Regions from separate parts of the Homo sapiens genome. Here region 2 is linked to region 1. A link is an interaction called in ENCODE POLR2A ChIA-PET data of the cell type or tissue named here. Cell type or tissue: HepG2. All regions are shown on one strand. Links, peaks and the distances in the headings refer to the core of each region. The heading gives the core; the rest is flanking DNA.

Region 1 (5,380 bases), core at 213-5,212:
TAGCCCTTCGTCTTAACTCTGACACAGAGTTTATCTCCCTAGCTTGTAATATGTGATGCTTACCCTGTTGCGATGGACAGACACACCCAGCACAAAAGTTGACTTAATTCTAGATTTCTATCTTCTTCCATATCTTGTTTTGATTATTCTTTTTTTTTTTTTTTTTTTTGAGACGGAGTCTTACTCTGTCGCCCAGGCCAGAGTGCAGTGGCATGATCTCAGCTCACCGCAACCTCTGCCTCCTTAAGTTCAAACAATTCTCCTGCCTCAGCTTCCTGAGTAGCTGAGATTACAGGTGTGTGCCACCAAGCCTGGCAATTTTTGTTTTAGTAGAGACGGGTTTCACCATGTTGGCCACGCTGGTCTCGAATTTCTGACCTCAAGCAATCCGCCCACCTCAGCCCCACAAAGTGCTGGGATTATGGGAATGAGCCACCGCACCTGGCCATCTTTTTTGGTTTTTTTTAAGAGACAGAATCAGGCAGGGTGCAGTGGCTCATGCCCGTAATCCCAGCACTTTGGGAGGCCGAAGTAGGTGGATCACTTGAGGCCAGGAGTTTGAGACCAGCCTGGCCAACATGGCAAAACCCCACCTCTACAAAAAATACAAAAATTAGCCGGGCGTGATAGTGCATGCCTGTAGTCTCAACTACTCAGGAGGCTGAGGCAGGAGAATTGCTTGAACCTGGGAGGCTTGTGGTGAGCCGAGATCGTGCCACTGCACTCTTGGCCTGGGCAACAGAGTGAGACTTCATCTTTAAAAAAAAAAAAAAAGAGAATCTCCCTCTGTCACCCAAGTTGAAGTGCAGTGGTGCAATCATAGCTTACTGTAGCCTCAAACTCCTGGGCTCAATTGCACCTCCTATCTCAGCTTCCCAAGTAGCTGGGACTACAGCTGTTTGCCACCACACGCGGCTAATTTTTGTAGTTTTTTTTAGAGACAGGGTTTCACCATGTTGCCCAGGCTAGTCTCAAACTTCTGAGCTCAAGTTATCTGCCTCCCTTGGCCTCCCAAAGTGCTGGGATTACAAGCGTGAACCACCAGGCCTGGCCCTGGCTAATTTTTCAAAATTTGTTGTAGAGATTGAGTCTTGCTGTGTTGTCCTGCCTGGCTGGTCTCAAATTCCTGGCCTCAAGCAATCTTTCCACCGTGGCCTCCCAAAATGCTGGGATTACAGACCTGAGCCATTTCAGCTGGTCAGCTTGACCCCCTTGTTGATTCTCTGATTTTTTTTTTTTTTTTTTGAGATGGAGTCTCACCCTGTTGCCCAGGCTGGAGTACGATGGCGCAATCTCGGCTCACTGCAACCTCCGCCTCCCAGGTTCAAATGATTCTCCTGCCTCAGCCTCCCATGTAGCTGGGATTACAGGTGCCCACCACCACGCCCAGCTAATTTTTGTATTTTTAGTAGAGACAGGGTTTCACCATGTTGGCCAGGCTGGTCTCAAACTCCTGACCTCCTGATCCACCTGCCTCAGCCTCCCAAAGTGCTGGGATTACAGGCGTGAGCCACTGCTCCCGGCCTGATTTTCTGATTCTTTTTTTTTTTTTTTTTTTGAGACAGAGTCTCACTCTGTCACCCAGACTGGAGTGCAGTGGCGCAATCTCGGCTCACTGCAAGCTTTGCCTCCCAGGTTCACACCATTCTCCTGCCTCAGTCTCCCCAGTAGCTGGGACTACAGGCACCCACCACCACGCCCGGCTAATTTTTTATATTTTTAGTAGAGACAGGGTTTCACCGTGTTAGCCAGGATGGTCTCGATCTCCTGACCTCGTGATCCGCCTGCCTTAGCCTCCCAAAGTGCTGGGATTACAGGTGTGAGCCACCACACCTGGCTGATTTTCCGATTCTTAAAGAAGCTTGTTAAAAATGTTTTGACGGTCTTTTCTAGTTCTGAGCTGGAAAGTAGTCTGAATGCCCTAGTCTCACATAACTGGAACAGAATTGAGGAGCCAAGATTTGAATTCAACTGTATCTTAACTTCAAGGTCTATGCTTTTAACCATTTATTATATGTATTAATCCATTTTCACACTGCTGATAAAGACATACCCAAGACTGGGCAATTTACACAACAAAAAAGTTTATTGGAATCACAGTTCAGCATGTCTGGGGAGGCCTCACAATCATGGCAGAAGGCAAGGAGGAACAAGTCACATCTTACATGGACGGCAGCAAGAAAAGAGAGAGAGACTGTGCAGGGAAACTCCTGTGGTTTTTTGTTTTTTTTTTTTTTTGTGAGACGGAGTCTCGCTCTGTTGCCCAGGCTGGAGTGCAGTGGTGCAACCTTGGCTCACTGCAAGCTCTGCCTCCCGGGTTCATACCATTCTCCTGCCTCAGCCTCCTGAGTAGCTGGGACTACAGGCGCCCACCACCACGCTTGGCTAATTTTTTTGTATTTTTAGTGGAGATGGGGTTTCACCATGTTAGCCAGGATGGTCTCAATCTCCTGACCTCGTAATCCGCCTGCCTTAGCCTCCCAAAGTGCTGGGATTATAGGTGTGAGCCACCACACCCAGCCGGAAACTCCTATTTTTAAAACCATCAGATCTTGTGAGATTTATTCACTATCACAAGAACAGCACAGGAAAGACTTGCCCCTATGATTAAGTTACCTCCCACCAGGTTTCTCCCACAACATGTGGGAATTCAAGATGAGATTTAGATGGGGACACAGCCAAACCATGTCATTACACTTATTATACTTTGTTGTATTAAATCTCACAAGGGTAAAATGTTGATTTTTATGAATTGGACCATAAGAGTAAACATAATTTTATCCTTTATATTTTTTTATAGTTTTTAGGGTGAAAGTCACAAGACAGAATTTTAAGGCTTGTATTCTGTTTTTTGTTCTGTAGTGAAGCAAATAAGCAACATGTAAGATGTCAGAAATGCTTGGAATTTGGACATTGGACTTATGAATGCACAGGAAAAAGAAAATACCTACATAGGCCCTCAAGGACAGCAGAACTAAAGAAAGCTTTAAAAGAAAAAGAAAACAGATTATTATTGCAACAAAGGTAGGTTTACATGTGGTATCCAAAGGAATATTTTTTTAATGTGTATATAGAATTTATTAAAGGACCAAACGTTTCATGGTGGTTCTCCAGATTTTAATTATAATGTTACTAATGTTTAATAGATGCTTACTGTGTGCCAAGTACTATTCTAGGGTCTTTATAAGTATTAGCTTATTTAAACCTGATATCTACACTATTAAGGTAGGTAGTATTATTGTCTTCATTTTACATATGAAGAAACTAAAGCAAGGAGATGTTGAATAACTTACTCATTGTCATACAGCTAGTAAGAAGAAAAAGTAAGTGTTAAATCATGCAGCCTGTCCCCCAGATTCATGGTCTTAATCATTTTGCTTTTTTGCCTCAACTGTCAATGAAATGACAATTGAATTAACCGATAGATTATATGAGCTGACATGGAAAGCTATCCAAGAAGTACCAGGTATATTAATTAAGGTAGAGAACAGAATATATAATATGCTATGATTTATGTTTATAAAAAGAAGAATTGGCTGGGCGGGGTGGCTCACACCTATAATCCCAACACTTTGGGAGGCCGACGCCTGGCCAACATGGTGAAATTCCATCCCTACTAAAAATACAAAAATTAGCCGGGCATAGTGGCAGGTACCTGTAATCCCAGCTACTCAGGAGGCTGAGGCAAGAGAATCACTTGAACCTGGGAGGTGGAAGTTTTGGTGAGCTGAGATTGTGCCACTGCATTCCCGACTGGGCAACAGAGGGAGACTCTGTCTCAAAAAAAAAAAAAAAAAAAAAAAAGCAGCATCTTCCTAAGGGCTGTTAGCTGTATAATAGTGTCTTAAATATTTAGACTTTCAAGGCAACAGTCTTCCAATTTGTGACGTGAAAGTTCTTCAAGCGTTATGCAGGAATAGATAACCAATTTCTAGATTATCAACATTCATATACAATTCTTCCTAAAACAAATCTGATGAGAACTTGCCTACTGGTCTCCTTTTCTACTTCCCCTTTTCTAACAACGCTTCTCTAATCTCACAAAAGAAAGGTATACCTCTCACCCATCTCTAACATACCTTAGTGTATTGTCCTCACGTATAAAAACCTAGATGGCAGAATAGTGGTGTTTGTGCTGAGAAAGTGAATGGTCATAATAGTTTTGTTTGTTTGTTTTGAGACAGAGTCTCACTGTGTCATCCAATCTGGAGTGCAGTCTCAGCTCACTGCAACCTCCACCTCCTGGGTTCAAGTAATTCTCCCACCTCAGCCTCCCCAGTAGCTGAGACTTCAGATGCACACCACCACGCCTGGCTAATTTTTTGTATTTTTGGTAGAGATGGGATTTTGCCATGTTGCCCAGGGTGGTCTCAAACTCCTGAGCTCTAGCAATCCACCCACCTCAGCCTCCCAAAGTGCTGGGATTATAGGCATGAGCCACCATGCCCAGCTGGCCATAATTTTTTAGAGTAAAAAATTTTTTTTTTGAGACAGAGTCTTGCTCTGTCACCCAGGCTGGAGTGCAGTGGTGCGATCTCAGCTCACTTCGACCTCTGCTTCCCAGGTTCATGTGATTGTGCCTCAGCCTCCGGAGTAGCTGGGAGTATAGGTGCGTGCAACAACACCTGGCTAATTTTTTGTATTTTTAGTAGAGACTGGGTTTCACCATGTTAGCCAGGATGGTCTCGATCTCCTGACCTCATGATCTGCCCGCCTCGGCCTCCCAAAGTGCTGGGATTACAGGCGTGAGCCACCGCACCCAGCTGAGAGTAAATTCTTTTTTAAGGTTTTTCCCTCAACAAAATTGAAGATGACCTAATTGAATTGTCAATTAAAAAGCATATTTTAATGGAATATTATTATGTGACTTGTGGCATATAACAGATGGAATGCAGAGAATCGAGTGACATGGAAATAACAAAAGTCTTTCCATTCCAATCAATCTATTTAGGTTAGGGTTTCTCTAGGTTAAATATGTAACACTTAAGAATTAAGCCGGGCACGGTGGCTTACACCTGTAATCCCAGCACTTTGGGAGGCCGAGGCAGGCAGATCACGAGGTCAGGAGATGGAGATCTTCCTGGCTAACACAGTGAAACCCTGTCTCTACTAAAAAGATACAAAAAATCAGCCGGGCGTGGTGGTGGGCACCTGTAGTCCCAGCTATTCGGGAGGCTGAGCCAGGAGAATGGCGTGAACCCGGAAGGCGGAGCTTGCAAGGGAGCCGAGATCGCGCCACTGCACTCTAGCCCGGGTGACAGAGCGAGACTCCGTCTCAGAAAATAAAAATAAAAATAAAATAAGAACTAAGCCGGGCGCGGTGGCTCATGCCTGTAATCCCAGCACTTTGGGAGGCCAAGGCGGGTGGATCACCTGAGGT
Region 2 (5,380 bases), core at 317-5,316, 240 kb after region 1:
CCTGCAATCTTGATACTTCCCCAAGAAGCGGGCTCTTCAGGGAGTACCTAGTCCCTCCTGAAGCAGGAATTGAGAGCCCGCACCCAAATGAGGCTCAAGGTCTCTGTCAGAGTGATATCTCCCCATCTTGTAAAAACGGCCAGTAGCCTCCTTGCTGAGCCATGCCGAAGAAAAACGGGAGCTGAGCAAGAGATGCCCGTGCAGCTCCCAGGGCACATGTGAGCACCACCTGCAGAGCTGCAGCTCTGCCCTCTCCCCCAGGAGGTGAGTCTGCCTGCCCTCCCTCTCTCTTGGGCATCAGACCATGCTATGTGTGCCCACCTTAGGAAGGTCTCCTTGGGGTCTTGATTGCAGTGGGTCAGAGCTGCGGGGCTGATGGAAAGCATTGGTCATTCCAGGGAGCACATGCTAAAAGACTGACCATGATAGGAACAGAGAGGATGGCAAGGAGGAGACCAAGCTCAGGGCCAAGGAGGAGGGAGACTGGATGGAGCCTGGGAACCCAGGGTCTGACTTGTGTCAAAAACCTTGGATGGCAAGGAGGGCAGTGGGTGCTTTGAGCGCATTATCTTGTTGATGCCAACAGCCCAAGGTTGGGTGAGGATGCAGACTTTGGTCATTGGCTAGCAAAGGTAGGGGGAACAAGATCCAAATTCCAATACCAGAGATGACAGAGAGGGTGGATACCTTGGCGTTTTGAGCCCTCGGATGGGCTAGGTGGAAGCATATATTATATTTGGGGCAGTAACTACCACGAATGTCTCTGTGGCTCAAGTCCAGCTACCAGAGGCGAGCAGCTGCAGGATGGTAGAGCAAAGGGCCTGAGGGCCAGCTGGCCTCTGTGTGTCCCTTGCAGCCTCCCCAGCCTTCCTGCCTCTGTGCTGCCAGCTTGGGTTTCAGGATCCCCAGGCATGGCCCCCAAGGCAAAAGCTTTGCCAGATAACCAGATGCAGAGCTATGCATGCAGGAGGGAGACACATCTGCCTGGGGAGGAGACGCCCTCCCAAGGTCTCCATGCCCTTGTGGTAGAGCTGGGGCACTCTGTTGGCTTCTTTTGGAGCCATCTGAACCTTCAGAGCTCCTGAAAGAACTGGCTGGGAAGAGGCAGCGGAGGACGGGGCAGGGGGCATCTTGGCTCTGCGTGCAGTTGCCCTACATGTTCTTGGGGCAAATTAGATATTCTCCTCAGGATACACGGCTTTCAGGTGTTCCCTATCCTAGAGGTCAGATTAGAGGGACAGAACCAGCAGAGGAAGGTACAGGGGCCCATGTCTGCTGGCAGGTGGCTGGCTGTTTTCTGAGGGGGCTCCAGGGCTTGGGCTGCCTGATGCTTGGGGTTCAGGAGGGGCTGTGGGTATGGACCCAAGCCCACTTGCCAGACATGGCTCTTGGGCCTGGGTACAAACCTGACATTCTGCCTGGTGTTGGAGTGAATGGACAAGCAGCAGAGAAGTATAGCAGTGCCACCCCCATACCTCTGCCAACCCGTATTGGTGCCCATGCATTCCTCCGTCCCTTTCCAGCACTGGCATCCATCGTGGGGTTGGACAGAAGGCGGGGCACCTTTGCTGCCCACATTCTCCCTCCAAGGGTTTCATTTGCTGTGAAACAGAGGCTGCCTTCTCCTGCCAGTGATACCCAGACCACTCGTGGCTTTCCCTGTTACAAGGCAGTGGTGGCTGCCACTGGAGTCCCTGAGCTAAGTAAGAAAATATGAATGCCTGGAGTTCTAGTACATTCTGCAGCCCAGAGCACCTTCCCCATCTCCTCTGTGGTGGGATAGACCACTCCCTCTCAGGCAGCACAATAAAGGCCAAGAATGTGTCTGTCCTAGGCCTGGGGGTTGGGGTGGCGAGTACTGGCCCAGCTACCAGTAACTGTGCTCTTAGCTTCCTGGAAATCTGATTTTGATGGGAAAAGCTTGAAACACACTATCCCAAATTAATAAGCTCCAGCCTGGCTGGCTGTGTGCAGAAAGGAAAGACAGTGCCTCTTAGTGAGACAGAGAAACAGAGAGAATGGAGTATTGGGGTCAGGGGATGGTTTTGCTCCCAAAATTCCTTCTCTTCCCAGGATGGGTGGAGTAGGACTGGCCTTGTGAGGATGATTGGCTTCCTGTTACCTTGACTGCCGTCATGTTGGGACCATGGCGGGTGATCCTTGCTTGAATCTTCTCTCAAGTTTTCTGTTGCCACTGTAGGAGAAAGATGCTTTGGCTCCCAGGTGTCCTCTTGATTTGGGACAGGTATATCCTGCCTCTATTCTTCCTTCCTGGCCCCGGGTAGCAGCATCCCACCCCCACCCTCCCACGTATGTCTCCTTGGTTATTTCCCGTAACCTCTGACCTGGGCTTAGAGGCTTGCTGTGGAATCCTGGGACCAGAGCCGAAGCCTTTCCTGGGAAAATTCCTAGGATTCCTCTCAGGCTCAAGGACAGTTGTGCTTATGACCGCGACCACGGGTTCTGGCTAGAGGCCTCTGCTCTGGCTATTTAAGGCCCAGGCTCCTGGGAGGAGCTGGAGCCGGGGCTAGCATAGTTTGTGCCAGGAACATGGGTGGAGAAAGCTTCCAGTGGTCCATTGACTCCTGAGTCCATTGCTCAGTTACTTAATAGGGCCACCCCCAGGGCTGGAGCTCCCCTGGGGAGTGGGCTTCCTGTCTGCCTGACTGGGTGTACAGGTGAGTGGGTGCTAGGCATGGGAGCCCAGAGGAAGAAAAGCATCCAAAGTCCAAGGCACTGGAGAACTCTGGAAGGCCTGAGGTCTGGGGGCTGCTCTTTGTCCATTACTCGGTAGCCAATCCACCTATGGTGGGGTATCCTTTCTACTCCCACTGCAACAACCAGCCTAGTTTGGGGGTTTGGATCACAGGGGTCTTTATTTACCCACAGCTTCCCCGGCTCTGTTGGTTTAGAGATTCAGTAGATTTCCAGTTCCTTCTGGATAAAAACCTGTTTTTGTGTGTTGGCAACCATGAGATGCAGTTTCTTCCCAGATCCCACCTTGTTTCATGGTAAAAGGGACAGCTCCTCTTGGCTGGTGATGAGGGCTGCTCTAGGAGGCTCAGACAGAGCATTTCCTATCAGGAAAAGGGCGTCCTAGTTATCCACTGGGCTGCGTAACAAAATGCTGTTCTCTACTTTGTCTTGGACGGCCGGGCATGGAGGCACGCAGCCGGCCTGAGAAGTTATTGTTTTGGTTGTTGTCTTTGATGTGCCAAAGAAATGATGACACAGAAGCCTGGGGCCTGGCTCAGGAGCCAAAAGCTTGTTAGTGATTAGAGAGGGGATAATGGCCCCATGGAGTTTCTCATTGCATATGTAGAGCTCAGAGCTGCCAACTCCCTCTATCCTGGGACTTTGAAGACATATACAACGCTCACCCCTGTGTGAGCACCTCAGGGAGCTGGGTGTGTGGAATGAGCCAGAGGCTTTGGGTCCACCTCTCTCTGGGGTCCAAGTTAAGTTGTCCTGCCTGAAGGCTCCTCCCCACAGAGCAGTCTGCCATGGGGCTTCCTGACTTGAGAATGGAGCCTGGCTGCAGGGTCCGTCCAGCTCACCCTCCCACCAGAGCCAGCTTACAGACCAGCAGGCCTTTGGCCCACACCAGCCCCCTGACATGTTGTATTGGGCCCTCATGGTATTCTCAGTTTGTATTGGTTGTCAATCTTTAAAAATTACAGAATTTCACATAAAAATATAGATTTCTGGGCCAGGCATGGTGGCTCACACCTGTAATCCCAGCACTTTGGGAGGCCAACGCAGGTGGATCACCTGAGGTCAGGAGTTCAAGACCGACCTGGCCAACATAGTGAAACCCCGTCTCTACTAAAAATACAAAAATCAGCCAGGCGTGGTGGTTGCGTGCCTGTAATCCCAGCTACTGGGGAGTCTGAGGCATGAGAATTGCTTGTACCTAGGAGGCGGAGGTTACAGTGAGCTGAGATCACACCACTCCAGCCTGGGTGACAGAGCCAGACTGTGTCTCAAAAAATACATACATACATATATATACATATATACATATATATATATATATATATACACACACATACACATATATACATATATATATATATACATATATACATATATATATACATATATACATATATATATATATATACACACACACACACACACACACATATATATATATGTGTGTGTATATATATATATATATATATATATATATATATATATATATGTATATATAGAGAGAGATTTTTGGGTTCTCTTTAAAAACGGGAAGATTTGGCAACACTAGATCTGTGTTCCCACAGTTGGCTGGCGTTGTGGAACTGTGGCCACCATGGATTGAGCATAAGCACAGGCTCTCCAGTTCTCTGCCATTCCCACCTCTCCCCGGGAACCCCCACGCTTGGCCAAGTTAGTGGCTGTCTTTCATCCAGCAGGCGGGGAGTGATGTGACTAGAAGTGTGGGTTTCACAGTCATGTTGTCTCCATTCAGATCCTGGCTTTGCTCTCCTGAGCAGTGTGGTCTTGGGCAAATTACACACTCTCTTGATGCCTCTATTGTCTCATCTAGACAATGGGGAGGCTGCTACGGCCTATGTCATAGGGCTGATGTGTGGACTAAATTAGATTAAATTAGGGTTGCGCAAAGCAAGCATGCAATACATGTTAGTTATGTCTGTTGTTGTTGCCATTGTTATTAAGGTGCTGCTCCCCTTCACCTATATATGTTACCTGCCTGGCTTCTAAAGGCATTTGAGTTTAGGCTTAGCCCTCTGAGGTCAAGGATCTGATGTCCTCATCTTTTCACTGGCAGCCATCTCAGTTCCTGGCACACAGCAGACATGTCCAGTGCGTGTGTGTTGAGTGACTGAATGAATGAGTTGGAAGCCTGCTAAGAACAGGGGAGGCAATGTAGCAGAGTGGTTTGGGACAAGAGCTTGGTCTGTTCTCAGGTCCCTGCTCTGCCCTGGTTAGTTCCCTAGCTTCTGTGTGCTTCAGTTTCCTCCCCTGTAAAATGGGGATAATCATGGAGTCTGTCATCCACAGTGAGGAAGGACCAAGTGAGAGCCTGGGTGTAAATCACTTGGCTTAGTTCACACATGGTGGTCCTCAGTGAGGTGTTGGTATCATCCCAGACGTCCCTTCCTTCCTTTGGTTGTGAATACTGAGATGTTTTACCTTCCACACTGTCCCTCCTTTCCTGGCTCTCCTCGCTTTCTCCCTGTTCCTCTGCATCCAAAGAGTTTTACTTTGGATCCTATGGCACCGAAGATGTTTCAGTTGCAAGTAATAGATAATACCACTCAACTAGCCTCAGCAATAAAGAGGATATGGCCAGGGGGAAGGGGAAAAGCCCAGAGATAGGGCAGACTCTGGCTCCCTCTTTTCTCTGTGATTTTCTTGG

What was found. ChIA-PET counts read pairs that join two places held together with the same protein. Peaks named below come from ENCODE experiments on the same cell type or tissue, not always from the same donor. Only the 100,000 strongest peaks of a DNase experiment are listed, where the experiment ranks them.
Region 2: POLR2A ChIA-PET joins it to region 1 with 8 read pairs; 1 of 35 experiments calls an interaction of 5 or more read pairs at or near these places.

What each region holds. Positions count from the first base shown.
Region 1 is chr5:133,004,403-133,009,782 of GRCh38, reverse strand. It overlaps ZCCHC10 (zinc finger CCHC-type containing 10), which reads left to right. Exons shown (of 5, transcript NM_001300816.3): 3 at 2,863-3,024. Among named protein-coding and RNA genes, the nearest start is that of ZCCHC10, 19 kb to the left of the region's middle. In HepG2, for the core only: no CTCF peak of the experiment used is centred there; a DNase peak (open chromatin) is centred at 2,912.
Region 2 is chr5:132,768,807-132,774,186 of GRCh38, reverse strand. All of the region lies in intron 1 of SEPTIN8 (septin 8), which reads left to right. Among named protein-coding and RNA genes, the nearest start is that of SEPTIN8, 5.7 kb to the left of the region's middle. In HepG2, for the core only: no CTCF peak of the experiment used is centred there; a DNase peak (open chromatin) is centred at 2,426.